Linked DNA regions of Homo sapiens: region 1 is linked to region 2. Evidence: chromatin loops called from intact Hi-C (ENCODE). Cell type or tissue: B cell. All regions are shown on one strand. Each heading gives the region's core, and the rest is flanking DNA. Links, peaks and the distances in the headings are about the cores only. Region 1 overlaps WDR93 (WD repeat domain 93). Region 2 overlaps ZNF710 (zinc finger protein 710).

Region 1 (2,913 bases), core at 318-2,817, 330 kb after region 2:
TCATGCCTGTAATCCCAGCACTTTGGGAGGCCAAGGCGGGTGGATCACAAGGTCAAGAGATCGATACCATCCTGGCCAACATGGTGAAACCCCGTCTCTACTAAAAAATACAAAAATTAGCTGGGCATGGTGGCATGTGCCTGTAGTCCCAGCTACTTGGGAGGCTGAGGCAGGAGAATCACTTGAACCTGGGAGGCAGAGGTTGCAGTGAGCTGAGATTGTGCCACTGCACTCCAGCCTGGCGACAGAGCGAGACTCCATCTCAAAAAAAAAAAGTATTGGAGATAGGTTTTATATTTAGATTTATATAACCGGTTATATGAATATATTTAAACACTGGAGAAATTCCTTCACTGTCTCAGAACCAAGCAAGATGCACCATATTTTGTGTTGATTTGCCTCTTAAAGGAAAGGGCTGAAGGTAAAGTAGCAATGTGTACTTTATATTTTTGACCTTAACTCTGCCAATCTAAGTAGAATTCCCTGTATCTGTAATGGTTTCTTTTAGGCTGAGAATGGTGGCTCACACTGATAGTCCCAGAAATTTGTAAGGCCCAGGTGGGAGGGTCACTTGAGCCTAAGAGTTCAAGACCAGCCTGGGCAACATAGGGAGACCCTGCTTCCACAGATAATAAAAAAATTAGCTGGGTGTGGTGGCGCATGCCTGTGGCCCCAGTTGCTCGGAAGGCTGAGGCAGGATTGCCTGAGCCCGGGAAGTCAAGGCTGCAGTGAGCTGTGATTGCACCACTGCACTCCAGCCTGGATGACCCTGTCTCAAAAAATAGACAAAATAAAAATAAAATAAAATCCCTTTTACTTATTGAAAGAGATTCTGGTGTGATTTATGTGTAATAGCAAATAAAGAATATTTAACACTTATTTATTTATTTTTTTTGAGACAGATTCTTGCTCTGTCGCCCAGGCTGGAGTGCAATGGCATGATCTCAGCTTACTGTAACCTCCACCTCCTGAGTTCAAGCAATTCTCCTACCTCAGCCTCCTGAGTAGCTGGGATTATAGGCACCTGCCACCGTGCCCGGTTAATTTTTGTACTTTTAGTAGAGACGGGGTTTCACCATTTTGGCCAGCCTGGTCTCGAACGCCTGGCCTTAGGTGATCCACCCGCCTTGGCCTCCCAAAGTGCTGGGATTACAGGTGTGAGCCACCGCGCCCGGCCAATTTAACACTTTTTAAAAAAGTAATCTATACATTTGCAGCTTTTAAATAAAATCAGGCCAGGCGTGGTGGCTCATGTCTGTAATCCCACCACTTTGGCAGGCCGAGGCAGGCAGATAATCTGAGGTCAGTAGTTCGAGACCAGCCTGGCCAACATGGAGAAACCCCATCTCTACTAAAAATACAAAAATTAGCCGGGCGTGGTGGCGCATGCCTGTAATCCCAGCTACTGGGGAGGCTGAGGCAGGAGAATCGCTTGAACCCGGGAGGCAGAGGTTGCAGTGAGCCGAGATCGCGCCAGTGCACTTCAGCCTGGGTGATAAGAGTGAAACTCTGTTTCAAAAACAAAAACAAAAACAAAAAACAAAAACCCTCCCTGTGAAGAATAGTTGAACATTCTTGGTAGACCTTTAGAGAGGGCCAATGTCAACCATCGCCTTCTTCATTGCCTCTCTCTCCCCAGAGACTCATGAGACCATATTCGTCTCCTGACGAATAGGCACATTTCCCTCCGGGAGGTACCGAGAGCCTCCCAGCGACCCACTACAATGCAGGAAGGACTTGAACGCCCCTGTTAAGTGCAGGTATGAGCTAGGAAGCGGAGAGGAGCTATGGTGCCACCTAGTGGTAATGTTTAGAATTTTCCCAGGCATGAACTTGGATTAGCAGGGAGCCATCATCATGGTCATAACTACCATTTACTGAGCAACCACTCTGTGCCTGGTACTTTCCATGTATCATCCCACTTAATACCTTAAGCCAAAAAAAATCAGGCATCATTAAAATGGTCAGAACACAGCCTGGCATCTCACAGGTGCACAATATGTGTTTTTTGACTGAATGAGGAGGCTGAGTAACTCGCCCAAGGTCTCATTGTAAGTGGTAGTGTCAGAATCAAACTCAGGTCTGTTTGGCTCCAGACCTGCATATCTTAACCAGTCTACTTCAATCTTCCCTGAGTAAACAGTCTACACAGAGAAAGGGGGAAATAGTCGTGAAGTGACTCTTCCCTGAGTAAAGAGTCTACACAGAGAAAGGGGGAGACAGTCGTGAAGAGACATTATGGTGATTGGAGAGATCACAGAATCTCAGAGGTCACGTTACATACATAGGAACATCTAGGCACTGGAAGGAAAGGAACCTGCCAGAGCCACCTAGTTCTGTAGTGGCAGGCCCGGGACGAGGATCCAGGACTCCACTGATGACCCCAGTCCACCCGAAATGTGTGGTCAGATCCCAAAAGGAATCATCAACAAGGATTTGCAAATCCCCAGAAATTTATTGTGAGATGGATTAGAAGAGACACCTATTTCTCCAGAATGGCCTGAGTACTGTTCCTTATGCTTTGATAGCAGAAAGGAGGGCAAGAAAACAGTGCTTGCAGGATTAGGGAGAGTGGAAAGAGGAAGGGGAAGAGGAGAAACACACACATAACGGTTTATCTGAATGATGGGTAAAAGAAAGGGGTCTTAGATCATGGGTTGGCAAACATTTTCTGTAAAGGCCCAGAATGTAAATAATTTAGACTTTATAGGTCATGCTGTCTCCTTCGCAGCCTTCAATCCTGCCATAGCATACAGTAGCCATAGATAATACATAAACAAATGGGCACGGCTGTGTTCAAATAAAACCTTATTTACAAAACCAGGCAGTGGACTGGATATGGCCCACAGGTCATAGTTTGCCAACCCCATCTTAAGGATTGTGTCTAATAATCCAAACATACTTTTTTTTTTT
Region 2 (2,913 bases), core at 145-2,644:
GATGTGTACATAAGGTCTGTACTAGTGCACTAAGGCAAATGTGTGCTCATTCATTCATTCATTCAACAACCATTTACCGGGCACCTGCTCCAAGCCAGTACCACACTAGGCGGCAGGGGTCTGTCGCCAAGAAGACACAGGGTCTGCCCGCTGTCTGTGGACTATTTCATCAGATCAAGGACACGTGTATGTGTTTTTATCCTCCATGCTGTCTCTTGGTGGCCTTTTTGGTTCAGACCCTTTTGATAATATGATTGAAGCTATGGACACCCCCCCAAAAATGGCACTTAGGTCTATGTAGAATTTCGAAGGGTCTCAAACTCCCAGAGCCTATCCACTCATCTCTTGAAAGTGTTTTCCTAATTTCCCTGGTGATAACAGCCACCTGTAGTTCTCATCCAACATACAGCCTTGCAGGCCGCTCCCTGGAGGGTCTAATTCATGGGGCCTGGGATGGGCCCAGGAATTTTTATTCTCAACAGGGCCCCCAGATGATTCTTATCATTGATGGACTTTGGGCTATTCACCCCCAGGAGACATGGATTCCAGGAGAAAACCCACTGGTTTGGACTGTGAACTTTCTTTTCTACGGTTTGGAGGTCACTCCCAGAGCAGGACAGGGTGTTGTGTGCAAAGGGGTCCAATTTATTATCCATGGAGGAAAATTAGGATAAAAGCTGGGAGCTGGGCTGGGCACGGTGGCTCACACCTGTAATCCCAGCATTTTGGGAGGCTGAGGCAAGAGGATCACCTGAGGCCAGGAACTCAAGACTAGTGTGGACAACATAGCAAGACCCTATCTCTAAAATTTGAAAAAGGCCGGGCACGGTGGCTCATGCCTGTAATCCCAGCACTTTGGGAGGCTAAGGTGGGCAGATCACAAGGTCAGGAGTTCGAGACCAGGCTGGCCAACATGGTGAAACCCTATCTCTACTAAAAATACAATAATTAGCTGAGCGTGGTATGCGCCTGTAATCCCAGCTACTCAGGAGGCTGAGGCAGTAGAATTGCTTAAACCCAGGAGGCGGAGGTTGCAGTGAGCTGAGATCACACCACTGCACTCCAGCTTGGGTGACAGAGTAAGCCTCCGTCTCAAAAAAAAAAAAAAAAAGAGTAAAAATAAATAAATAAAAGAAATTTTTTTTAAGTTGGGAGCTGTTTTCTTTTTGATGAGTTAGTAATTTAGTAGGAACCCAGTGGGACATGTGTCTGTGGTCACAGCTGCTGTCTTAACTGCTTGTTTGGTATAAAAACTTTGTATTATAACTTAATGGTTCCCGTGTCTATGTCTCTTAGCAGCAGGGACTGTGTCTTGTGCTGTATACCCCCTCCTGACACATCGCAGATGTGTATGACCACCAGGGGGCCCTGCCATTCAGGAGTTTCTTTTATAAACACATGATGTGCACATTGTACAAATTTAGGCTGATAATAGGGACATTTCCAGTTTTATTAGCCTTTGGTTTTTGCTTTCAGCTTTTCTTCACAGTATTAACACTCTGTGGACTTGGGATTTTTTTTTTTTTTTTAAGACAGAGTCTTGCTTTTGTTGCCCAGGCTAGAGTACAGCGGCACGGTCTTGGCTCACTGCAACCTCTGCCTCCCGGGTTCAAGCAATTCTCCTGCCTCAGCCTCCCGAGTAGCTGGGACTACAGGCGCCCACCACCACGCCCAACTAATTTTTGTATTTTTAGTAGAGACGGGGCTTCACCATGTTGGCCAGGTTGGCCTCGAACTCCTGACCTTGTGATCTGCCCGCCTCGGCCTCCTAAAGTGCTGGGATTACAGGCGTGAGCCACTGTGCCAGGCCCTGGACTTGGGATTTTTAAGTCCCCCAGTAGAGGAGAAAGATGGCAAATATATAGCATATATGCTGTCACCCTGCACAATCACTCCTTGCAGACATTAACAATCCATCATAGGGTTTTATTGCCAAGCCTAGATTCAGTTTCAGAATCCTTTTCTCTTTTTGGAGACAGAGTCTTGCTCTGTTGCCCAGACTGGAGTGCAGTGGCGCAATCACAGCTCACTGCAGCCTTGACCTCCTGGGCTCAAGCAATCCTCCTGCTTCAGTCTCATGTGTAGCTGGACCACAGGTGTGTGCCACCATGCCTGGCTAATTTTTTGATTTTTTTCTTTTTTTTGAGATAGAGTCTTGCTCTGTCACCTGGGCTGGAGCACAGTGGTGTGATCTCGGCTCACTGGAATCTCTGCCTCCTGGGTTCAAGCTGGGACTACAGGTGCACACCACCACACTCAGCTATTTTTAAAAAATATTTTTAGTAGAGCCAGGGTTTCACTATGTTAGCCAGGCTGGTCTCAAACTCCTGGGCTCAAGTGATTCTCCTGCCTCAGCCTCCCAAAGTGTTGGGATTACTGTTAGCCATTGCATCCAGCCCAGAATTCTTCCTTTTTTTTTTTCTTAAAAAAAAAAAAATGTCTTGCTATGTTGCCCAGGCTAGAGTGCAGTGGCTATTAATAGGAGCAATCATAGCCTCAAACTCCTGGGTTCAAGCAAACTTCCCACCTCAGCCTCCTGAGTAACTGGGACTACAGGTGTGCAGCACCATGCCTGGCTAGACTCTTTCTTGACATTACATTTTAGGCAGCTACTAGCAGTTGACTGCAGGAGCCTCTGCAATGAAACCTACAAATTGCTGGTTTCTAGGCCTGGCAGGGTATTAACAGCTCCCCAACTCCCTATAGTGTCTACCGTGAGAGACAGGGTCACAAGTTTGACCTGGAGTATCACTCATAGGCCACCGTTATGGGGAGAGGAAGCTCTATGTACATTCAGCTTTGAAGGGTAAAGTTGGTGGGATTTCGGTGGAAACCATGGGGCAGCCAAGTACCAGAGTGGGATTGTGGGACCCAAGGGGCCTCATTCCACCTACCCGGATATGAGGGCCTCTC

What was found. Peaks named below come from ENCODE experiments on the same cell type or tissue, not always from the same donor. Only the 100,000 strongest peaks of a DNase experiment are listed, where the experiment ranks them.
Region 1: a loop joins it to region 2, with 13 times the contacts of the local background. A loop is called at or near these places in 49 of 110 quality-filtered maps.

Annotation. Positions count from the first base shown.
Region 1 is chr15:89,739,122-89,742,034 of GRCh38, reverse strand. The region is part of intron 16 of WDR93 (WD repeat domain 93); the gene reads right to left. It also overlaps a transcript of MESP1 not described here. Among named protein-coding and RNA genes, the nearest start is that of MESP1, 11 kb to the left of the region's middle. In B cell, for the core only: CTCF peaks have their summits at 1,600 and 1,806 (motif pointing left); a DNase peak (open chromatin) is centred at 1,794.
Region 2 is chr15:90,069,878-90,072,790 of GRCh38, reverse strand. The region is part of intron 2 of ZNF710 (zinc finger protein 710); the gene reads right to left. Among named protein-coding and RNA genes, the nearest start is that of ZNF710-AS1, 11 kb to the left of the region's middle. In B cell, for the core only: a CTCF peak has its summit at 1,356 (motif pointing right); a DNase peak (open chromatin) is centred at 1,360.